Linked DNA regions of Mus musculus: all the other regions are linked to region 2. A link is a loop called in an ENCODE intact Hi-C map of the cell type or tissue named here. Cell type or tissue: heart. All regions are shown on one strand.

Region 1 (8,000 bases), 150 kb before region 2:
GCCTCGATGCCCAGTTTCTGTGGTGTTGGGAGGTAGGCAAGTGCTCTCCCAGCTGAGCTACATCTTAAGCCCAAAGTTGTGAAATTTAACTTTGTATGGCTCTGATCCAAATGGCCTTGCGTGTAGGATGACGCAGTGCTTCTTTTTAAAGCCGTTGCAGACAATGTAAGGGAAAGTTGCATGTCTGTGTGCTCAGCTTGAGCTTTCCCGTGCCACTCTGAAAACCTGGGCTAGACACTGGCCTGGTTCCTCTCATGCATGTTGGTTCTGAGGACAGTCCCTCGGGGTGCACCATACTTGGGGGCAGTGCCACCACCACCCCCATCTCCAGGTGAGGAAGCTATGAGCCCAGAAACAGGTGTCCAGGTCACAAAGTAGACAGAAAGGTGGCTCTTAGGCACAGCCAGCCCTTCTTTGATCTCTTGTTGCTTTCTCTTTGCCTGATTTCAGCTATTTTGGGTGACAGTACTTGAACTCCATATGGGACCCTGTGGCAGCCGTGTCATTGGGCTGAGTCAACCCCACAGAGCAGTAACTGATATTTTGAGCTGAAGGGCCCCTGAGTCACATGCTAGGATCTTCCTTGCTGTGAGTTTCTTTTCTAGCCAGTGAGCTAGAGCGGACTGGTATGACAAGGGAGAGCTGTCAGTAACTTGCGCCAATATCCCTTCTTCACAAGGCCCCTTGCAGATCCAAGACCCATCACAAATGTCAACCAAGCCAGTGTGCTTGGCTGCTTTTCTGGATGGGAGATACCAGGCCAGCACAGCTCGAGAAAGAGCTATTAAGATTGTCCCCTCCTCTGACACCCACACGGCCTGACAGATTATTGTTGTCACGTCAGCTGCTTCCGGAGGCAGGGAGGAGGGGGTCAGCTGGTGACAGGACTGTCGACAATACCCTAGATCCCATTCTGGTGGCTTCTAAGAGTGACTGCTGGGGAAATGCCCTCAGGAGCAGCCAGCCCACTTGAGCACTCCCAGGGACTGGTGATGCTCTGGCTTTTTTCTAAAACTGCTCCGAGCCTACCCCGACCAGCACTTCAGTCTTCTAGTGGAGCCCATGGGGGAACTCCTGAAGGCTGTAAGTGGTGATTACACAATCTCCTCATATGGGGCTAATTTGTAAAGCCTGCCTCCTGGAGGAGACAAGAGCTGGATCCCCAGGCTGCAGAGTGGGCTTTTAGGTCCCTTCTGCGTCCAGCTGCAGTGCTCAGCATGACCAAGTGCTGCTGGGGACAGGCTGCCTAATGGCAGTGGATGTACTTTGGGGGAGCTGTGTAGGCCCTTTGCCAGCACCCCTCCCACTTCCCCCTGGCTGAGTCACTTCCTTTCTGGCTGCCGCAGGTATTCTCCCACAGGCCCAGAGCAGAGCCGCCTCAGTGGGTGAGGCTCGCTCTGTGTAGCCCTCACTAGTAACCCCCAGGCAGTACAGTGCAGCCAGCGTGGGGAGAATGAGGCAGTGGTATATTTTCCTAACAAACTGGAGCTGTGTGTATCCTCTTGCATTTACAGAGTGAGCAGAAGCGGCACTGTTGGGGAATAGTGAAGATGACAGCACAGGCATGAGTCTTTGTCACCAGGGAATCCTGGCTGGAGTCAAAGGATTACTAATCCATCTCCCCAGCCCCCCAGCCTCCATCCGGAGCACAAAGCAAGGGCTTCCGGTCGGTCGGTCGTTCCTTTGAGAGCAGGGGAGGACTCACTCCCCTTTCAGCCACACCTGTCATGCCATTCAGGTTTAAAGGGATAGCCCTGATGTCTGTCTCAGTCCAGTCAGGAGAAGAGAGCTGCCAGCTCCAAGTTCTGGTTTCTCTGTCCTGAAACAGACATTGGCTCTGCAGGTATAGTTTCTTGATAGGGCGCTTGTCTCTATGCTTAAGGCCCTGGGTTCTATCGCCAGCATTCTAACAAACAAAAATAGACGAATGAGAAAGTTATTAAAAAGAGGGGGCTGGAGAGATGGCTCAGTGGTTAAGAGCCCTGACTGCTCTTCCAGAGGTCCTGAGTTCAAATACCAGCAACCACATGATAGCTCACAACCATCTGCAATGGGATCTGATGCCCTCTTCTGGTGTGTCTGAAAACAGTTACAGCGTACTCATATACATAAAATAAGTAAATAAATTAAAAAAGAAAAATTAAAAAGAACCCAGGCAGGGCATGGTATTGAATCACTGTAATCCTAGCACTTGAAAGGCAGAGGCACAGGAGACTCACACATTCAAGGTCAGCATGGTCTGCATTCTGAATAAGACCCTGCATTTAGGGGGAGGAGGAAAAAGCCCTAAAAATGGATCCTAGTAATTAGCCCTTCAGGTACAAGCTGAAAATTCACGTGTCTGGAGAGATTATCTACCAGGTCACCTATACACACAACAGGGGCATTTGTCTTTCTTCTGCTAGCCCCAGGATAACAAGCTGATCTTTTGGACATCCTATGAAGGAAATGTTACCACTCCCCTTTTCAAAATGAGGAAACTGAGGCCCACAAAGGATTGACTGGGTTAACAGAGCAAGAGAAAGATGGAAGCTAAGGCCTGAACCCTGGTTTGCACAACCCCATGTTGGTCCTGCTCTCCTGTCTGATATTTGGGTGACTGCCCGTGGTTTGAAACCCTTGTTCCTGGGCTGTGAGTTCCTCTTGCTTTCTTGAGTATAGAGAGCAGATCTGTAGGGAGGCTGGCTATCTCAGGTGTGTGGAGACAGTTACAGAAACAACAAGCTTATGCAGATTTAGCATGAGAAAACATGTATTCCTGCCTCAACGTTTGAGTTAGTGACTTTAGGAGTCTCACTAATTTTTTCTAGGAAATATGCATGCTCCTATGTGTGTCAGGGAAGATCAGTTAGAATTATGTATTTGCAGCTGTTTTGTAAACTATAAAGCTGTAAGCAGGGCTGGAGAGATGGCTCAGTGGTTAAGAGCACCGACTGCTCTTGCAAAGGTCCTGAGTTCAAATCCCAGCAATTACATGGTGGCTCACAACCAAGCAACAATAATGAGATCTGACTCCCTCTTCTGGTGCATCTGAAGACAGCTACAGTGTACTTAGATATAATAATAATAAAGAAAAATTTTTAAAAAGCTGTAAGCAAAAGTCACTTAGAGATAATGTAAGAATGTAGAGCTCGCATGTGGATTCTGAGAGGTCTTGCATCTCTTACACAGGTTAGTCTGTCCCTTCCTCATTGTGGGGTTCTATACAGAAATGGGTTTGGTTCCATGATTGGGATGTCTTTCTGCTATTTAAACAACCCAGTGTAGACCATGTCCTGCCTCATGCATTTCTGACATGGGCCTTTGTTTCTTTTAGAGTAGCCCAGCTAGCTTTGACCCACAGTGATCCTCTTGTCTCAGCCTCACTAGTACTGAGGCATTTCTTTTTGTGTCTTTTCCTTTGGTGGGGGAAGGAGTAGGGGATTGTGGGGCAGCTCTCACGATGTAACCCAGGCTGGGCTCAGACTGCCTTCCTGACTCTACTTCCTGATGCTGGGATTATAGGCATGTGCCACTGCACAGTATGCCAGGGGATTTTTTTTTTTTCTGGTTAACCTGCCCAATACCAGCAGAGTTTTTGTGTCTGTTGCCCTGAGCTAGTAGACACTTCCTAGTCTGTCTGGCTCTGTTCTCATCTCAGTCCATTTCAGTCCCAGCCTGGCAGAGGGCACGATTCACCCGTGAAGAATAACACTTGTGCCTCCATACCCAGCTGTCTATCCCCTGCCCTGACACTGGCCTCCGTGCCTCGTAGATGCATGGCCTATTTTCTCTTGGCTTTTTGGCAGGCACAGGCTAGGCTCAGCTAGCAGAGTCAGACTTGCTCTCTGGGAGCCCACAGCCTGGGCTGGGGTGATGGTAAACAAACCAATAGTCACAGCCCAGTGGGAGGGTGCAGAGGTATGCTCTGGTGTTCTGGGTGGTAGAGAAGGCCACCTAGCCCTGGTAAATGGCTGGGAGTATCTGTTTTTTAGGTTTTTTTTTTTTTCGAGACAGGGTTTCTCTGTGTATCCCTGGCTGTCCTGGAACTCACTCTGTAGACCAGGCTGGCCTCAAATTCAGAAATCCACCTGCCTCTGCCTCCCGAGTGCTGGGATTAAAGGTGTGCACCACCACTGCCCCGCTTCGAGTATCTGTTGTAAGTGACAAGACACTTCAATGAGGACGGTGAGACGACAGGGAGGCCAGAGAGAAGAAGGGTAAGGTGAGACTGTTCATGGCACATACAGCTGCCATGACTCATGGGCTACATTTAGTGTCATATAAGGGCAGTAAGGTGGAGGAGGTAGCAGGTCTGGCAGCCTTACTGGAGAGCTTGGGTTTCTTCCTGAAAACTGGGAGACTTGCAGGACCTCTGCAGTAGATAGCTGCTGCTGCCGCCGCCCAATGGACTGTGTCTGTCCAGCCTGTTACCCAGTTAGCAGAGGCAGTGGCTTGTGTTTGATGGAGTGGTTCCTGCATCCTTTTTATCAGCCCGAAGGAGAGCAGTGGCTCACTGCTCTGCCCTTGGTGCAGAGAAGTGCCTAGGATGCGTTGCAGAAAGGCGCCACCAGGTGGTGGACCTGAAGATTACAGAACCCTCACCCCACCCCCCTCCTCCCACCCCCCCTCATTTCTTAGCCATATAAGACTAAATCAGTTCGTGACAAGCTGACTCTGCCCAGCAAGAATGAGGCTTCAGGTTCCCCTGCTGCAGTTATATACTCAAATCGGCCCCTTTAAACTTGTGAACTGAACCTTTAGGAGTTAGTCCAGCAGGTAGGACTTTGTCCTGTGTCTCTGAGAATACAATGCCAAACATCATGGTTGTTGTTCACTCCTAAACACTTGTATAACCCATATACTTTTCACTCCAGGAAGTGTAACTGAGGCTGGAGAGACGCTCAGTGGTTAAGAGCACTGGCTGCTCTTCCAGAGGACCTGAGCTTGGGTCCCAGCTCCCACATCACAACTGCCTAAAGTTCACTTCTAGGGTATCCAGTGCCCTCACACTCATGCATATGAGTAAAAAATGTAAATAAACATTAGGGAGAAAGTGTAGATGACACTACCATTGTCATATATTTATACATGCATACACATGCGCAAGCACACACACAGTGCGGGTATCTTTCTTCTTTGCTGGCTGCCTCTGTCCTTCATTGCCCCTTGCTGGTGCCTTCATTGCCTTTACTTGCTTTTACCTTGCTGTTTGTTGAGACTAGGTCTCACTGTGTAGACTTACCTAGGCCAGAAGTCAATCATGTAGACCACACTGACCACAAACTCACAGAGATCCACCTGCTTCTGTCTCCTGAGTGCTGGGATTAAAGGTGTGGGCCACCACCAAAGACTCACTTTGTGGCACATATTGGTCCAGAACTCACTTGTTAGCTGCAAACTCAGAACAGTCCTCCTGCCCCAGCCGTCCCTGTCATGCTGAGACTGCAGTCATGAACTACCATACCTAGTCAGTGTAGCCCCTTCTCTCTCTCTCTCTCTCTCTCTCTCTCTCTCTGTCTCTCTCTCTCTGACTCTCTCGCTCTCTTGCTTTCTCGCTCTCTCTCGCTCTCTCTTATCACCAGTCTGTCTTTGAACCTACTGTGTAGCCAAGGATGAGCTAGGATTGCTGATCTTGAAGTGCTTGTCTTTCCCTCCCAACCCCCTAGGTCCTGTGGTCACAGTTCTGTGCCTCCTCACCCAGTCTCAGCTTTTCTGTAACTCACACTGATGCTTTTGAAGCATACAGATCCATTTTGTTGAAAGGACCTCACCCCAGGGTTGTCCCAGTTTGGATTCACTTTGCACATTTTAGCTAAGGAAAAGTATCCTCTTTAATGCATCTTTGCAAAATGTGCCACACAGGGAAGCCCACGGCGCTCGCTCGCTCTGTTGTCAGCAACAGTAACGCCTGCCCTTTGGGTCAGACAGTAGCCTGCTCTTCTCCAGTTGGGGTGAATTTCACTGACCTTTGGATTGCTGCGTTGTTTTGAGGAAAGCGTGTGTCCAGAACTAGCCCCGCAGAGGCTTTCAGTGGAAAGGAAGGTTCAGAGCCCAGCGTGCATGCTTCCCCAGCCCTGCCCCAAAGGGCCTTAGGCTGGAGGTGCCACATCTTCAATTCTGGCTCTCCCCTAACCCCCACACTACCCCAACTGGAATGGCATGGTAGAACTGTCAGAGATGGCTTCATCACCTTGGTCAGCCCTTACTGTGTGCACCTCAAGCAGAGTAGTGCCAGCTAGTGTGCCAGTCCTAGTCTGCAGAATATAGTGTCTGCTCTCTGAAGGACCAGCACGCACAATTATGTGATGATGTTCTGTGCCTCCGCTCAAAAAAACAGGTGTTCCCGTTGACCCCCCTTCCCCCCAACAGCTGTGCCCAGCCTTCTCCAGCACACACCTGGCTCTCCTTTGTTCTGCCCAGCTGCCCAGGCTCTGCCCTTCTCCTGCTGAGCTAGAGGGCTACGCTCAGGCTAGCCACCAGTCCTCAGACCTATATATAATCTTAAGGCAGTGGATTGGACATCCCTCGAGCCTAGGTACCCTCCCACTTCTTCCTGTTCTCTCTAGCTCTCAGTCCAGTGACTGTCCCTTTTCCCTTGGACAGGAGAAAAATCTATGCTCAAGCTTTTGTTTGTCCTCACCCTGTGGCCCTGGCTGGCTGAGAACTTACTGTGTAGACGGGGCTGAACTCAATCTCACAGAGGTCCCTTTGTTGGGACTCTGTTGTAACTATGCACACACCCAACTGTAGGCAGGTTTCTAAGCACAATTTATCAAATGCTTGTACTATCTCAACAAGTTCTCTGCTAAACCTTTTGTGTGAGTTATCCCTCATAACTCATAGACAGCTATGGAAATGTGGAAGGTGTTATTCTCTGTAGATGTAGATGGAAAAAGAACCTTGCCCACAGCTTGTCACCAGTGACAGTGCTGGGATCACGTCTGCATTTGACCTACTCCAAACTCTTTGGTTGCCAACATATGGGACTGGGCTGGGCATGAGACAGCTGAAACTAGAGTCCTTTTGACCGAGATACATTATTATATCCAAGATGCTCTTGGTACCCTTGGGCAGTGATTCTTTTTTTTTTTTTCTCTCCCTTGGAGAATCCAGAGCAGGTCCAGACTCCTAACCGATGCATGGCAAATGAGATGCAGGGTGGGGGCAGGTTGGTCTTCTGCCCTCATTTCCAGGGCCAGGTGAGGAAGGTAGAGGTATAGCATCCCTGCCTTCAGTAGAAAATGCCAAAGGTGAAGACTGGAAGATACTAGGCTGCACGAATCAGGAGCATATATTCTTACTGCTTTTTTTGTTTGTTTGTTTTGGTTTGTTTTGGTTTCTGGAGACAGGGTTTCTTTGTGTAGCCTTGGCTGTCCTGGAACTCACTTTGTAGACCAGGCTGGCCTTGAACTCAGAAATCCACCTGTCCCTGCCTCCCAAGTGCTGGGATTAAAGGCTTCGGCCACCACGTCCGGCTTTTTTTTTTTTTTTTTTTAAACGCCCGGCTTTCTTACTGCTTTTTGACAGCCAGGAACCTAAGGGTTAAGAGTGGACCTGCTGACAGGGACAGCTTGCATATGAAATTGTTGGCTGATGTGACTTGGCAGAATGAACATAGTTGTTTGGCTACTAGTGGGCACTGGCAGCTGCTGACAAACATGGCTCCCAGCTGCTATGTTCACAGGCACACATACAAACATGTATGTATTCCCACAGTAAGTCATCCACTGCCCGGGACTATGGTTTGTTTCCCCGCCAGGAGGATTGGCCTTGTATTCTTTTACTCACTGTGTTGGTTTGCAGCATCATCCAACTCTTCAGACACCCAGAAGCCGCTTCAAGAAGCCTTGGCCCAGGCTGGGAGGTCTCTGTAATCCTGGTACCCCAGAGGCTGGGACAAGGAGATTGTTTTAATTCGGGAGTTCAAGACCAGCCTGGGCAACATGGAAAGATTCCCATCTCAAACAAGAAAAGTTGAGGAACTTGCGTGTGGATGTCTTCTGTCCATATGCAGGCCC
Region 2 (8,000 bases):
TTTCCCTCCCCTTCCAGGAAGAAAGAGTCCTCCCTCCAACACGGGGCCCAACCAGAATTCTGTCCCCACCCCCTCGTCAGCTGCTCCCAGATAGAATGGGGTTTGCAGAAGTCCAGAACACTGGTGGTTGGTGGGGTGAGGGGTGGAAAGGAGAGCTTTGGTGGTCTAGGGCATTGAGACTCTGTGTGTGTGTGTGTGTGTGTGTGTGTGTGTAAAGCATCCAAAAACCCTCAGTCTGAGGGAATGATGTGGCATGTAGGGAGTGCCATCCTTGAGCGGTCACCTCATTCTACAGAGTCCGGCCCAAAGAAGTGACGTGGTGCCGGCAGACCTCTGTCACTCCTGTCCCAAATCAGACTGGGTGGGCTCTGAAGTAGGCCTGGCTTTTGGGAAGGCGGCCCACTCCCCAGCTCCCACCCGCGCCCCAAACAATACCGCCTCCCCCTCCCCCTCGCCTTTATCCGGCGGGTTACTTGGCAGCCACCGCTAAAGACCTCCCCCTCGTCTCCCTCCCCTCCTGGTCGGCCCACAACAGCAACAGGCCCTTTGCGCGGCAGCTGGACGGATGGGGTGGGGGCGAGGTCTGGGCCAGGGCCTGGGCGTGGGGGTACGAGGGCCTAGCTTCGGTATGCATAGTTCCAGACCTGAGAATCTGGTACCCTAACACACATATTAAGACTAAGGTCACACGTGCCCGCGGAGGATGGAGAAGACAGTAGCTCCAGCTCAGTAAAAGAGGATCTTCAGAGTCTGGGGTGGATCTCGAAGGAGAGTGGGGGTGGGGACGAGAGGATAGCACCAGGCTGCGGCAGAAGGGTCACCCCATCGAATCCCTAGCCGGGTTCCCACGGATCCCGATGCCCCGTGCTTCCCGGCGCGGAGGTTGGGGGGAGGAGGCAGCTGTCAGAAGATGCGTCCGTGGCCCGGAGCCTCGGCAGCGGCCACAGCCTTTATTTTTAAACTTCTAAGTGGTCAGAGGGCGCGGGGGGGAGGGGTCCCCGCCCAGCCGCCAGCCTCATCCTCGGCCGCCCTGCGGCTACTCGGTCCCCCTCCGGGCTCGCTCTTGTGTGGCTCCCGGCTTACCTGCGGGTGCGCCCGGGCCGGGCTCCACACGCGGGCCACTCTCCATGGCTGCGGCGTCACTGGAGGTTTTGGGGGAGGGTCTCAGCCGCGACGGCGGCGACGGCCGGAGGCCAGGACCAGGGTCCCGCGGCGCATCCCGCCCGGCCCGCCCAGCGGGCAAAGACCCAGAGGCGGCGGCGTTCCGAGTGGGAGAGGTAGAGGCCGGTGGCTAACGAAGCTCTGAGTAGCCAGCTACCCGAGGTCGGTCCTCCGCGACCGCGATTCTGCTCCTTTGCCCCGCGCCGGCCCAGTCCTGGTCGCGGCCCAACCCTATTGTACCGCCCGGGCTGGGCCTGGCCTCTCCGAATGTACCAAGTGCGCGGGGGATGACCGCCCCCGCAGTGATGGAGTACGGAGCCACCACGGGCACAACCAGAGGGCTCCGACACCGCCCTGCGATGCAGCTCCCGGAACTTCACGATGCTCCTTCTGTGGTCGCCGCAGGGCGGACGCCGAGCTGGGGGCACGCTGCTGGCCACACTGACTCCCCCTGCGGCCGCGCGTTGGTACGTGCCGCGCGCCTGAAGACTATGTAGGGAGCTCTCGGGTGACTCACCGGCCGCTGGGACTAGGGGAGTGGGGTGCTGGGTTAGGATCCCCTATTCTCTCTCTGGATGCTGGAGGCTCTAGCGTGCAGTCTAAATTCTCTCCCAAGCCTGCCTCAGACAAAAATCTTTATTGGGGGGGGGGCGTTGCAACGCCTGAAGAACGGTCTCATGGAGACTCCTAAAAGGGCTATCCTTTCTCTTTTCTGGTGATGGCTGCGAAGGCGCTTTTCCTCTTGCACCCTAGGGTTGGTGTCTTCTCTGTTTCTCTGGGAGTAATTACAACCCTGTAAGGCGCTTTACTCAGGTCTCTAATCTGCTGGGGCCCTCCCTGATCCAAACTGGGTGGTCCTAGCCTAGAGCCTCCCCTACCTTCATCAGAAGACCCCCATCCCCCGCCCCCACATCTCTCCAGAAGGATTTTTCTTTCCTACGGCTCGTCGCGATAAAGAGTAGTAAGCCTCACTTCACCCTCCTCCCCGAAAATACTCGGGGCTCTGGAGTGGGCTCTCCTATCTCCTGTTTCAATGCCCGCCCGCTGAGGTGAGGGCTTCGAGCCAAGTCGGGCTTGGCTTCGGACAGGGTGCAGGGAGCTTGCTGGGAAGGTGGATCGATAGTAGAGGTACTGGTGCAGAGAGGACCAGACTGGAGGGAGGAAGGAGGGGCCGCTGGGCTCTGCCTATCCTAGCCCTGCTCTTTGTCCTGACCTGGAGGTCATTTCTCTAGTTGTCCACAGATTAGGGCCAGGGAGGCACTGTCTCCCTGTCTCTCCTTCCCCTTCCTAACCACTGGACCCTCCTTCCTTAGAGCACCTCCACAGAACAGTCATTCCAAGGGAGAGGGCAGGGAGTACGATTCAGGGAAAGGGAGAAGTTTCAGGCAACCTAGCAGCAGTTTCTATCCCAGTAGTAAGTAACTGGCGCTTTGAACCCTGGGGGGAGGGGGGAGGGAAGATTCGCCCGAGGTGGAGGCTGAGTGACTTTAGAAAAGGATGGTGCTAAAGGCCAGCAACGAGAGTGACACGTCTCCTGAAACTCTAAAGTTGATAAACAGCAGTAGTGATGTGGGGGTGCAGTGCAGCCCACAGTGGCTGCCTAGCGTGCACTAAGCCCTGGGCTCGGATTTCCAGCACTACATCAAGCAGGCGTGATGGCACAGGCGTGATGGCACAGGCCGGCAATCTCGGCACTTGGAAGGTGGAGGCTGGAGGATCAGACTTTCAAGACAGGCTTCAGGGGGAAAAACAGCTTGGTGGGTAAAGGTGCTTTCAGCCAAACCTGATGATCTGAGTTGGATTCCTGGGACCCACATGGTAGAAGAGAACGAATTTCTGCAAGTTGCTCTCTGATCTCTGCACTCCTATGTAGAATTAAGAATGTACTTCATCCCGGGAGGCAGGTTTCTGAGTTCAAGGCTAATCTGGTCTGCGGATTGAGTTCCAAGACAGCCAGGGCTACACAGAGAAACCAACACACAAACACACACACACACACACACACACACACATAAATAAATAAATAAATAAACAAACAAAAGAAAAAATATATTTAGATTGGGACTCACTGTGTAGCCCTGGCTGGCCTGTAACTCACCCAGTGTACCAGAATGGCCTCCAATTCACAGAGATCCACCTTCTTTCTCCCTGGTGCTAGAATTAAAGGCACATGCCACCAATTTTTAAAAGTAAGGAATATAATAAAACTCCCTTTAAATAGTATTATAATATTTAAATAGTATTTATAATAATAAATAAAAACCCCTGGTTATGGGGCAATTTTGAGGGCAATTGGGATGTATGAGATATGCTTCACAATAAATAAAAAAATTAAATTAAATGGTGCCATGAAGTATTTTGAGGGTCATTGTAAAGATTAAGTAAGACAATGGAAATGAAGTACTTAGCATAGGGCCTGGTATATAGGAAGTGCTGAGTACATATGATGATGACGATGATGGGAACTCAGATATAAAAGAGGATGAAGATGACATTCCATATTTGCTGTTAGTCATCCCATCTGCAGGATGAGGTGATCACATGGATACTAGAGTCCATGGCTGTCTCTTGTGAATCCAGAGGTCTAAGGTTTACATTGTCCAGAGCTGGGCATAGGCTCGTACTGAGCCCTGCAGAGAACCCAACAAGGGACCAGCTGCTTGGGCTGGTTTTCCTCCTACCTCCCAGTCCTGGGATAAAAAAATGGGAGTGGTGAGATTCCCACAGTGGGGAGAGTTCAGGAATAAAGAGGGACAGTGGATTTAAAGGAGCCTAAGAGCAAGAGATTCCAACCTGGGAAAGATATGAAAACTGGAAATCTGCACTTGTGTCTGATCATCTAGGACTGGCTTTGGGGAGTTCTCTGAACTGGGCAGGGGTAGCTCAGGTGTGTGGTGGTTGGCTGCATCTTCAGTCCTCCACCAAAGGCATGTTTGCATTTACACAGGCACTCTGGAGGGCATTTTGGTCAGTGTTTAAGGACACTTTTTTTGTTACAACCGAGGGTGCTATTGGCATCCAGTGAATGTGAGACAAGAATATGGCTTTAAAAAATCCTACAACCCTGTCACAACAGAAAATTCACGGACACAGAATGCCTGAGGTACCAAAGTTGAGGAACCCTGGCCTCAGCCTTTAGTACTGCAGAGCAGCTGGGTATCTGAGAGGTAGCCAATGGGAGGGGCAGGTTTCCTGGCCAGCAACAGCTAGAGCATTCTGGCACAGCTGAAGGGCCTATATGGAGCCTGGGAGAATGCCTTTTGGGGAGCCAGGGCAGTGCTACAGCCCTATAATGCGTTTGGAGTAGGCAGGCAGAATAGACACTTCTCTTTTCTCCCTGTAACTGACCAGGAGCTCCAGCCCAGCAACTGATGATTAACAGATTTATTTATTTGTTTGCTATTTATTTATTTAGAAAAGACTGGTGCCTTTATGTTTAAGGGTATGAGGGGGCTCCACATGCCTTCTCAAAGAAAGTGCAATCATGGGTATGTGTAACATCTGGGCTGAAACCCCAAGAGGATATCCTGCCCATTCAGCTCGAGGCAGGGAACTTTGTCGGCCTCAGCTGCCCGGGGCAGTCTCCTCCCCCTCCACGGAAATAGACAAGAGCGAGTGAATCGTTAGTTTCTCCACCAGGCTGGGCTGGGGTTGGGGAAATTCCCTGACTGAAGATCAGGATGATGTCCCCTTGCAAATCGTCCTAGAAGGAAGGCAGGAGCCAAAACGCTCCCAATCGCCTAGTTTTGATGGGGCAGAGCCCAGGATGAACCCACCCAGTACTGAAGAAAACGGTTAGGAGATTTAACTCAGATACAAATCTCAGGACTAGGGCCTGGGATGCTGCCTCCACCCCCACAAAGTAGGAAGTGGGAGGAGCCTTTTGGGGGGCAGCGGAAAGTGCAGCCACCAGATTCTCACTCCCGCTCCACCCCCACCGCACAGCACAAAGAAGAGGAGGGGCTGTGACTTAGACTGCCTCTTAGCCTCTAGGGCCCGCGGCTTGAGACTGGGACTGGGAAAAGTCCTTCAGGGTAGTAGTGACCAGCTGCCTCTTTCTCTCCTTACAGCTCTTGAGGAGGAAGGGAAGAGCAGAAGTTCCTAGGCAGGAGGAACTAAAAATCTGTACTACAGAGGTCAAGCCTTTGGGTGTCTTAGAGGAAGTCTTTTTTCAAGCTCCTACTAGGGATGAGAAACAACTGGTCCTGGGGTCTCTTCTCCAATTTCCTTTTTTTTTTCCTTCTTCCTTCCTTCCTTCCTTCCTTTCTCTTTTTTTTTTTTTTTTTTTTTTTGAGACCGGGCTTCTTGTAGCCCAGGCTGGACTTGTACACGCTGTTTGACTGAGAATGACCTTGAATTTCTTACGTTCCACTCTTACTGCCTTCTTTTCTAGGGAACAGGAGATGAGGGTCGGGAGGGATATCTGGTTTCCTAAAAGTCTTACTCCCTACAGGTGGTAGAGAGGGAGAGGGAGGGGCTGGAATTCAAAATTGAAGGGAGAAGTCCAAGAACTTGGGGCCTGCTGTGTAGGGAGTTCTGTCTTGTTTGTGCTGGAGATGAGACCCAGGGCCTTGCCCATACAAAGCATGCGCTCTACTCCTGATCCCTGACAGCCACCCCAAGGAGTTTTCAGGTTGCAGTCTGAGCAAGGATGAGACCTTACAGATCAATACATGTGCCCCGCCCCCACCCTTAATTCAAAACTGATGACTCGGAGAACTGTCCCAAAGAAAAGGCAGGGCCAAGTTCGGGAATCAGAGGCAGAGAGGGGGGATAATGAGTCCGTGAGAAGTCAAGGAGAGGCTCCACCTCCAGTCTGTCCAGAACCGCCCTGCCTGACAGCAGGCTGGGTGGGGTCAGGCGGCTGCCTGTGACTGTGACTCAGGTTTCTGTGGGCAGCCAAGGCAGCCGGCAGGGAGGAGCCCAGACCGACTGACAGGCTGGCCAACTGCTGTTTTCACCTCAGCTGTCCCCTCTCCTGGGAATGAAGGAGGCTCTGGACTAGCCTCACTGCTACTCTCCCAAGGCTACAGACTTCTGTCTTCTTCTTCTGCTCCCTTCTAGAGACCCTCATGCAGCCTCCTGAGGTCGTGCCACAGGATGGAGAGTCAGGGATCTCTGCCTCTAGGGAGGCCCCGGAATGTCTGTACTACAGGGAGAAGGCTATAATAATGATTGGTCCTATAACCTCAGGGAAAGACTGGGAGAAACCCTTGCCCCCCTCCAGCCTTCTCCTAGCCTAGCTGGCTCAGTATCTGGACAGAGCAGTTGTCATGGTGAAGGCCGGGTGGTACACAACAGTATATAGTTGCTGCAGAGACAGACAAGCAGGCTGAAGCGAGGAGACCTGAATTCCAAGCACAGTGCCCACAGGGCTGACCACTAAGGAGAGACGGCCGGAGCCAAATCCAAAGGGCTGTGGTCAGTGATGACAGGGCTTTGCCTCTGTGAAGGGTAAGAAGGGTTTGGTCAGCTAGCACATTCCTCAACGATTGTTGGGCTGTGTTTGGATCTGTTGGACTGTCTTGATAGTGTAGCTCGAAGGGAATCACATTTCCTCTGTGCCTTTTCTGTGCCCACGATCTGTGCTCATGTCTCATTAATATTTACAGCAACTGAAAGAACTTCAGCATCTGGCCTCAGATGGCAAGCCTGGGATTAGAACTCGGCACTGAGTGCCACCACAGCCGGCATCTTGGTTTTTCTGGGAACTAGGCAGGGTAGCTGTTCTAGAGAAGGGACGGTAAGTGATTTGGATTTGTTAAAAAGGCCACAAGTGTAAGGATGCAGGGCTTGGCTGTGTTTGGGGTTTGGGAACAGATGGCAGTTGAAAGAGAAAGCCGTTAACTATCCTGACATAGAATATGTGGTCATGCAAACTTTTTATAATGAACTTTAGACCTCTGTGTGAGCCATCGCTAGTTTTTCAGGACATCCTGGGCGCTTCTGGAGCTGATCTGCAGCAACAGAAAACAGTTCGAAATAGGGACTTTCCAAGACCAGTCTGGGAGAGAGAAGAATTTGCAGAACATCACAGTGCCAGTCGTGGGGGAGGAAAATAAGGACACTCTGTGGACAATGTAGGACTACCACAAGGTGCGGATGCCACCTAGCGGCCATAATGGTGCAGCCACCCGGGCGCTGGTAGCATTCCGGAGCTGCAGCTCGAGCTGAATCACGGGTGGGACTTCCGGGTAGAACTGCCGGATGCTGTAGTCTGACTTTGGTCAGCCGAACCACAAGTCCCGGGGTCCTCTGCGCCACACCGCGCAGGCGCAGTGAGGAGGGGCCGGTCAGTCCTAGACGCTGAGGGGCCGCGGCTGGGTTGAATCGGCGACTCCCGGGGTCTGGGATCTGGGTTGTGAGGAGGTGAGGTGAGGCGGCACTGAACGGTGGGCACCATGTCGAGGCAGGCGAACCGTGGCACGGAGAGCAAGAAAATGGTAACTGAGCGCGTGACCCGGCGGGCCGGGCGGAATCGAAGCTTCCTGGGAAGGGGCCTGGTGCTGGCGCTCCAAGTGATTGTCAAATGAGTCCTGCTGTGAGCTGTGGGATGGGGAAGTCCCAGTGTGGGTCATTCCCTAGGCGTCCGGCGCTGGGGCAGCTTGGGGGGACCCCTGAGTTGCCCCTCCGCCCGCTACACCCAGGTCTCTCGGGGTCGAGTGCTAAACCAACAACAGCGACGGTAATCAATAACAGTACCAACCATTTACTGATCTCTTACTGTGCGTTTGGTGCTAGGCTATTGCTTCCATTATGTCATTATCACAAGGTAACCTCTTCTAGGTGGATAATGTTATGGCGTTTTACAGCTCAGTGAAGTTTATGGGACATCCAGA
Region 3 (8,000 bases), 160 kb before region 2:
TTTTTATTACGTATTTTCCTCAATTACATTTCTGTTTGTTAGTTTTTGAGACAAGGCCTCCTGCGTCCCAGCCTGGCCTTGAACTCATGATCTTCCTACTTCCGCCTCCCAAGTGCTGGTATTGCAGGAGTGTGCCACTGCAGCCCACTTAGGTTTATCAGGTTCTTTTCTGCTCTTTAGGTCCTCCTAGGACCAGGTAGTTCTTGGATCTTAGATTAATTAGGCCAAATCTACCCACAGCTCCAGAGCTCTCGATCTCTGGAGGGTCTTGTTGCCTCGGAGAGGGAAGTGTGCTAGCTCCTGTCTCCTGGCAGTCCCTGCGTCCCAGCTGGAACACACATACATACAAACACACACACACACACACACACACACACACACACACACACACACACGCATGCACTCACGCACTCGAGTGCGTCTCATGCTCCCACATCCAGCTTTTCCATGGTTTTCTAAATTTGTTTCTACATAGGCATTCTTTCCATTTCTTCCTGAAGGTTGGGCTTTTGGAATTCAGAAACTAAAAATAGTCTCTGCATGCTGTTGTGTCTTCTGTTCCCTGAGGTAACAAATGGAGGGTGACTTAGCTGTGAACAAGAGGGGCCCAGGAGCTCCGGGGATAAGATGGCAGTGTGTTTCAAGATGGTACTGGAGTCTAGACTGTCATGGCATTTGCCCAAGCTTTCACATCCACCCTCCTTGTCGCTCCAGCCAAAGTGTCCGGGGGGGAGGGTCCCATTGATGGTAGAACCCCCAAGAGCTGAGTGCTCGAGCAGCGCTATCCATACCCATCTCTCATTCCTGGAGAGAAGAGGTTTTTTTTTTGGGGGGGGGGGGTGCAATCAATGTTTGAAGGAAGGAGACCACTGAAGTTTAGAATGCTGAATGGACATAAATATGTTGACTCATGCCAGAAACATGCAAGGGACAAGAGTATGCCCTCGTCTCAGCATGGCTGAGCAGGTGGGACTTAAACAGTCCAGTGAACTCTAGTCTGGCATCCCTGGCCAAAGGGTAGGCAGAGGTAACAAGGGTCCTCGACGTTCTCATTAGCATTCCAGGAAGACCCAGAGATAGTACATTTTGGATGAGAGCAGCTTAGATTCTGCAAGGGCATAGAAGTATACCAACAGCAAGGTAAGCATTCTAGGTCGCTAGTTCTGGTCATAAGCTTAATGGCTGTTAGCTAAGGTTGGAAGTAATCAGCTGGGCATGGTGGCCCATGCCTTTGGTCCTCAGAGGCAGGGGCAGGTGGATCTTCTTGAGTTCCAAGGCCAGCCTGCAGAATTGTAGGTCTGCCTATAGAGTGAGTTCTAGGCCAGGGATACATAGCAAGACCCAGTCTCCAAAGGTGGGAGGGCATGGCATGACGTTTGTTGGGAAAATGGTATTTAAAGGAAAACAAAACAAACAGTTTTTAAATGTCTCTCCAGAAAGGGAGGGGACTCCTCCCCAGCCAGTGGTTGAGTTAAATGGGAACTGCTGGGCAGCGTAATGGTGGTCAGAAGTCAACGATTGCTGTTGTGCCCTGTGTTGGGAGCTTGGTAAACCCCACGAAGGGGCAGAGCTGCAGGCTTATCCTATGTATGTGTATTAACAGCTTCATCAGACAGAGTTTGTAAACGTGATGGGCTCAAGGTGAACAACTGGGAATCTGAAGTTAGGCTTCCCTGCTACCAGAGCCCATCTCAACCCTGGCACTTTTATTTTGTTTCTTTGGTTTGTTTGTTTGTTTGTTTGTTTGGAGACAGGGTTTCTCTGTGTAGCCCTGGCTGTCCTGAAACTCAGTTTGTAGACCAGGCTGGCCTCGAACTCAGAAATCTGCTTGCCTCTGCCTCCCAAGGGTTGGGATTAAAGGTGCGTGCCACCACTACCCGGCTTGTGTTTGTTTTTTAACATGTGGTCTCATGCAGTCCAAGCTGGCCTTCAATTTGCTGTGAAAGAAGGAAGGAAGAGTGCCTTCACCTCCCAAGATACTGGGATTACATGTCGGGTTTATTGTAATACTAGGGTTGGGACTCAGTGAGTCACACACGCTAAGGCCAGCATTGTACCATCTGGGCTACTTCTCTAGCCACTGGGACTCTCTTCTGTTTCCCAGTACTCCTGGCATCCATTCTATTGCTCACCCCCAGTGTGAGTTGGACACTCAGAACCTGATACACCGCTGGATGTGGTGGTGCAGTCTATAATCCAGGCTGCTGGGGAAGTGGAGGTAGGTTACAGGTTCAAATCCAGATAGTACTATAGAGACTAGAGAGCCAGCCTGAGCAACTTATTGAAACTCTGTCTCAAAAACAAAAGCAGTGGAGATACAGCTCAGTGGTGAAATACCTTCTACCACAGAAGAGGCCATAGGTTCAGTCCCAGGTACCAAAAAAAAAAAAAAGCAAAACCAACACCAAACCTTGCCATACTCAGGCCTTGAAGCTTGGACGCAAAGAAGCCAAAACCCAGCTGCTAAGTAGGGTTGGGGTTCTGTAGTCTGAAGAAGCTCCTGGGGGTGAGGTCTCCCCTCCTTCTGTGATAGTCCAATCTGCCTATCTCTTTTCAAGAAGCCATCTTGAGCTGTTGTGACAGGTGTCATTTTGTTATGGCAGCACCATCTGCCAGTGAGCCAGAGTTGGAGAGCCAGCAGGAGACTGTCACCACCCATGTATGTCCCAGAGATCCATGAGTTGGTGTCCTGATGACAGTTTTTTTTTTTTTTTAATCTCCTCTGGCTGGCACTTTCTCCTCCTCTGCTTTGTTAAAACTTCTATATTTTGAGTCAGCTGAGAGCCTACCAGGAGTTGGAATGGTGGTGTCAGCGCCCAGTGATTCATCTTACTGGTAATTAGTGAACTGGAAAACCCAAGATTCATCCCTGTCAAAGGCAGGGCTTCCGGAATCCTTTTTCTCCTCACTTTGTCAGAGAGAGGAGCAAAGTGGGCCGGCCTTCTGGATGCCTGCCTTTGAGTCACGTGCCTCCTAGAGGTTCCCCGACTGAGACCAGTGGGCATCTATAGGGTGTGGTTAGCTGGATGTGAAACTCCTTGGGTCCTCCCATGGTTGGTGTAATGTGTTATCCCCACTTGGGCAGCCAGGATTTACACTGAATTACCTAGTTTGTAAGTGATACAATGGGGATTCAAGCTCTAGCCTTTTTGGAACCCACGAAACTTTCTTCAAACCACAGCCCAGCCATTATTAGCTGGGTGTCACGGCAGAGGTTACCCTCTCTCTCTGAGTGCTACCTTCTGCATTTGTTAACAGGTCTCTAAAAGTGCCTCATTTTGCATAAGACAGGGCCTTAGGAGCTGGTATCATTACTAGTTATTCAGCATTATCTGCAGCTGAATGGCCACCAAGCCAATCAAAGACATTAAGAAAGGATTCAGGCTGGGACTTCATTATGAAGACCAGCCTTCGGTGTCCTAGCAGGGCTTAGTCGTGTCCACGTGTGTCTACACGTGGATCCAGAATGACCCAGGGGAGGGAAGAGTGTCATCAAGTACACTTGTTAACTCTGAGACAAAGGAGTGGGACTATGGCCGCTGGTACTGCTGCCACCGAGCCCTTCTGGCCGCTTCTACACGGCAGTGGACGGAAGCCAGGATTTTCGAGGGCCCCCAGTGAGTCACCAGACTGATGCAATCCCTTTAAAGGGCTCATCTGCTGGTGCAAGAAGCTGATTCATGGAGGGCGTGGCTGCTGAAGGAGGAGAAAGGACGGAAACTGGCAGGAGGGAGTGAGGTAGACAGCCGGCTGAAGTCGTTCATTGGAACTCTTCACTGCAATCTCCCTGGACAAGACTCTAGGGATGTCCAAGATGAACTTGGCCATCTTTGGGGTTTCTGAAGGGCCTAAAGTGAAATGAATTGTGACAGTAGCGACAGCCAATTCTTGACTTCTCTTGTACCCAACTTCAGCACTTTCCCACACAAATTTCCAGAAGCCGAGAAATGGGGAGCAAAGAAAGACTACTTTTCTAAAGAATGCAGTGCAGTTGGCGGGTTTTGCAACCACTTAGAGACGTCCCCAACCCCAGCAAGGAGAGCATAAGTCGGTGAGGTTCTGCAGAGCCAAGGCGGACCGGCGCCTCTGTCCCAGTCCCACTGTAGATGTAGATTAGCGGTAAGTACCGCCCCCTGACTGTCCAATCACTTTACAGATTTCGACCCAGACTCCACCCAGAACCAATTGGCGATCTTATCTGGGCTTCCTGCCTGAAGGCTTCCGCCCATCCTGAAGATGGCGCACCAACCCCAAACTCAGGCGAGGGGGCGGGAGGCGGGGCCGAGAGCCTATGCGTCACTTCCGTTGTCAGGTGGCGGCGCCGCAGCCATGGAGGGAGGCGGCGGCGGCAGCTCTGGCGGCTGCGCTGGGAGGCGGCGGTGAGCGGCTCCCACGCCCCCGGCCCGGCCCCGGCCCCCGGGACGGAGCGCCGAGCAGCCCCGACTCTGGGCTGCGGACTATGGGCAAGGAGCGCTGATTCCCCGGGAAAGGTGAGTTCGGGGTCCCGGGACGCGGAGCCGGGTGGGGGCTGCGTGCTGGCGGGGCGGGCCACCGTGGCGGAGGGACCCCGGTGACAGCCCGAAGCTGACCGGCGCGACCAGAACGGCTATAGTGAATTCCCCCTCCGCCACTGGAGGTCTGTCCTTCCCGGCAGCGGGGGCGTCGGCTGCCGGGAGCCTCGGTCTTTTGCCGCAGCCCTGGGAAATGGGCACTGCTCGCCTTGCCCAGACCCACTCAACCAGTCATCGAAGCAGCCGGCGTTTGGCCCGCTCTAGTTTTTCTCCCAGAGAGACCCGCTCCTCCTCTCCATGCTTCTCTCCTGACCTAGAGAGTGACTTGAAAGTTAGAACGAGTCCCCAAGGAGAGCCAGCCAAGGTTTTCCTCCTGGAGCCCTCACCCGTTGGCACCAACACCATCGCTGCTGGGGAATTTTCACATCCTGGGCGGCGTTCAGGTGCGAGTCACAGCAACCTGCTTGCCAGATCCACGTTGGGCCGGTCTTCACCGTGGGAGAGCTTGCTGTGGTCAGTGTTTCACCTGCCATCCTGGTCAGGCCCGCCCATTCCTACGATGCTTGGCCCCACCTTTCAATCTTGGGTAGGAGCTTTCGGATTCCCGGTGGCTTCTCCGTCCACCCCCACTCCCCCAGGTTGTTGGCAGAAGGAAGAGCTGACAGCCACCTTCGGTGGCAGGATAGACTTTGCTCTGTTTTAAGTCACTGGAGGAAACCGGTTGGCTTTGCTGGTTTTGAGAATCATTGAGGAAGAGGGTAGTCACGCTGGGCTGGGCGCCTTTCCCTCTCGGCTGAGTAGTTTTGCATGAGATAAGGAAGAGCAAAATCCTATAGCCCTTATTTATAAACAACGTTGTGAGTTCCTCCTTAAAGGCCCTGTTATTTGATTGTGGATTAGACTATCTCTGCCAGAGATAGTCCCCATTCATTCATTCATTCATTCATTCATTTTTCTCATAACAAAAGGGCCCTGCCTGTAGAGCCTAGTGCTGTGTAGTATTCGTAGGCTTTGGAGGCTCACTCCTTAAAGCCTGGGATTAAAAGTGTGTGTCAACCTTGCTCTGGACTCCTTAAATTCAGATTCTGGTGCCGCTGCTTTCTGGTTGCCCGACCTTGGGTCATTTGTATTCGTCCTCATTTGCAAACCACTGGCCATGGTAAAAAGAGTCATTATGGAGAGTTGCGCTAACACCTAATAAAGAGGTTCTTATCCGAACTAGTTCACTGTCCAGCTAGAGGAAACTGACCTGCAAGCAGATAGGTGAAATGTGATCTACAAAAGCAACAGAAACTGAATGCTGAGGGAGCCCAGTGGGGAAGCTGCTAGCTCAGTCTGGGAAGCCTGAGCAGTAGTGACAGGAGGATAGTGACTGGAAGGACAGAAAGGGGGAGGGAGGCTTAGTCATGTAAAATGGGAGATGCTATTTGGAGAGAAGTACAGAGAGTCAGAGAGAGACAACCTTAGCTGTGTCAGTAGAGTGGTATGGAAGCCGACAGGGCACAAAGTAAAGCAATATAAGTTAATAAAAAAAAATGAACATCTCATGGATCATTTGGAACTTTGTGTCTAGTGCACAAGAGGCCAGTAAGCTTTTAGCTGAGGAGTGACAGGACTAGATCTGTATCTTAGATCGCATTCTCTGTGAGGAGTTGAGGAGGGTGAGAGAGCTAGACACTTCGTCAGAGACCATCACATGCTTCCAAGAAGAGAGTATAGACCTACTGGACCTGTGCTGAGAAGGCACCGTGTGGTCAGTGCTAGGTGGACAACCCCTTCAAGTGCTCCCCAAAGTGCTCTTCTCTCTCTGAGATCTCAGGTTGTTTAAGCTGCTGGCAATGGCAAGGTAGGACTTTCCTCCCAGATGTAAGGGGGGTTTCATTTTCTCTCCTGTGCCTTTAACGGAGAAGACAGTAGTTTGAAGCGGTTAAGAGCTTTTTTGGCTCAAACAGGTCTACTTCTAATCCCTGCTCAGCTAGCCAGATTTCTCACTGTAAAAAGACACAGTAGGACTTCTTCCGCAATAGGGCTGTCGTGAGGATCAAGACAGATGTTACAGAGTTAGGACTCAGCGTTCAGTGTGCAGTAGACGCTTGGTGAATGGTAGTTTTCGTGGCAAATGGCTAGAGAGCTTCTGGGACCCACTTGAAGCAATTGACAGGAGCTAGTAGAGCTGTGTCCCACGGAGCTGTTTGTTCTGAGGGGTCCCGAGAGCACGCTGCAGTTTATGTATTCTATCTGAAAAGAGAATGGGGCTTCCCCAGGCTGGACAGCGTCACTGCAGATGTGTCTCTCCCCTAAAGCCTTCTCTAGGAGCAGAAGCAGAGCTAGCCCTGGTAGTGTCGGGAGGCAGAGCAGACAGACCTCCATGAGTTCTAGTTCATGCTGGTCTATGTAGTGAGTTCTAGAACAGCTAAGGCTACATAAAGAGACCCTGTCTTAACCCTGCCCCAGCCCCCAGAAAAGCAGAACTACTGAGAAATAATATTGTTCGGCCTTGTGAGACAGGGTCTCTCTTTGTAGACCAGGGTGATTTCAAATTTGTGTCTGGGCTTACAGATTTGTGCCTCCACACTGGGCTGAGAAGTAGCATTTAAAGCATGAACTGGAGGGAATGTATGTCGTGTTCTCTGGAGTCCCCACTGATGAGCCTGCTCTGGAACCTGAGTTAGCCTCAGCAGGGAGGGTCACGCTGATGAACGTGTGCTCCACCATGCTTATGTGTGTGGTGGCTCAAGGTAGAGACTCTCTGCAGTACACCTGTGAATTTCCACGTGGGACTGCCACATGCTAGGGGCAGGGGCAAGGAAGAGGAGAGAGGGACAGGCACCCCAATCCATTAGCACGTGCACAGGTATTGGGGAGTCTTTCCCAGAAGTCTGTGCAGCATGAAGTACAGATCAAGGGAACAGAAGAAATGACCTTCCCGGGGATGAGGAATGGAGAGGGTTAGAGCGCTCTTAAGACTTTGAGGAGTTCTGGGGTTTTGTGAAGCACTCTAGGCCCCTAGGTAGAAGTGGTGGTGGGGGTGTGTGTGCACGCGCTCTCTCTCATGGTTTTGGTGCCACAGGGGTTCCATCACAGAATATAACAGGACTTGGCTGCAGGATATGCGGGAGAGAGAAACTAGAGAGAGAAGCGGGCACTCAGTGAAGATGTTTGAGCGTTGGTACTCTGTGGTGATGGATGCCTGCGTGCTGGAAATACCTGCATCTTCCAAAGAGCAGTCGGTGCTCTTAACCACTGAGCCATCTCTCCAGCCCCCTTTTTTTTTTCTTACTTATTTTTTGTTTGTGTATGCGTGAGGCTGCGTGAGTTTATGTGCCCTAGAGCTTGAGTTACAGGTGGTTACGAGCTTTCTGATGCGGGTTCTGTGAACTGAACCCAGGTTCTCCAAGGGCAGTAAGTGTTCTTAGCCACTAGGCCATTTCTCCAAACCCTGATTTTCCTCATACATAGAGTTTAGACCACCCCTAAGTACCTGAGGGA

Evidence for each region. A loop is a pair of places that touch in the nucleus more often than their neighbours do. Peaks named below come from ENCODE experiments on the same cell type or tissue, not always from the same donor. Only the 100,000 strongest peaks of a DNase experiment are listed, where the experiment ranks them.
Region 1: a loop joins it to region 2, with 2.3 times the contacts of the local background. A loop is called at or near these places in 5 of 42 quality-filtered maps.
Region 3: it touches region 2 in a loop (2.3-fold over the local background); 7 of 42 quality-filtered maps call a loop at or near these places.

Annotation. Positions count from the first base shown.
Region 1 is chr4:126,109,679-126,117,678 of GRCm38, forward strand. The region is part of intron 1 of Stk40 (serine/threonine kinase 40); the gene reads left to right. Among named protein-coding and RNA genes, the nearest start is that of Stk40, 9.7 kb to the left of the region's middle. In heart, CTCF peaks have their summits at 1,155, 2,090 (motif pointing left), 3,037 (motif pointing left), 4,541 and 1 weaker place; DNase peaks (open chromatin) are centred at 283, 853, 1,293, 4,523 and 1 weaker place; H3K4me3 peaks cover 1,879 bases; H3K27ac peaks cover 3,065 bases.
Region 2 is chr4:126,254,934-126,262,933 of GRCm38, forward strand. It overlaps Map7d1 (MAP7 domain containing 1), which reads right to left and starts at 1,386. Exons shown (of 18, transcript NM_001347198.1): 1 at 1,084-1,386. The coding sequence starts at 1,129. Trappc3 (trafficking protein particle complex 3) reads left to right here and starts at 7,472. Exons shown (of 5, transcript NM_013718.2): 1 at 7,472-7,604. The coding sequence starts at 7,563. In heart, CTCF peaks have their summits at 1,592 and 4,267; DNase peaks (open chromatin) are centred at 1,388, 5,078, 6,048, 7,378 and 6 weaker places; H3K4me3 peaks cover 6,649 bases; H3K27ac peaks cover 7,465 bases.
Region 3 is chr4:126,099,657-126,107,656 of GRCm38, forward strand. It overlaps Stk40 (serine/threonine kinase 40), which reads left to right and starts at 4,301. Exons shown (of 11, transcript NM_028800.3): 1 at 4,301-4,490. In heart, a CTCF peak has its summit at 4,228 (motif pointing right); DNase peaks (open chromatin) are centred at 2,965, 3,665, 4,205 and 4,905; H3K4me3 peaks cover 3,958 bases; H3K27ac peaks cover 4,659 bases.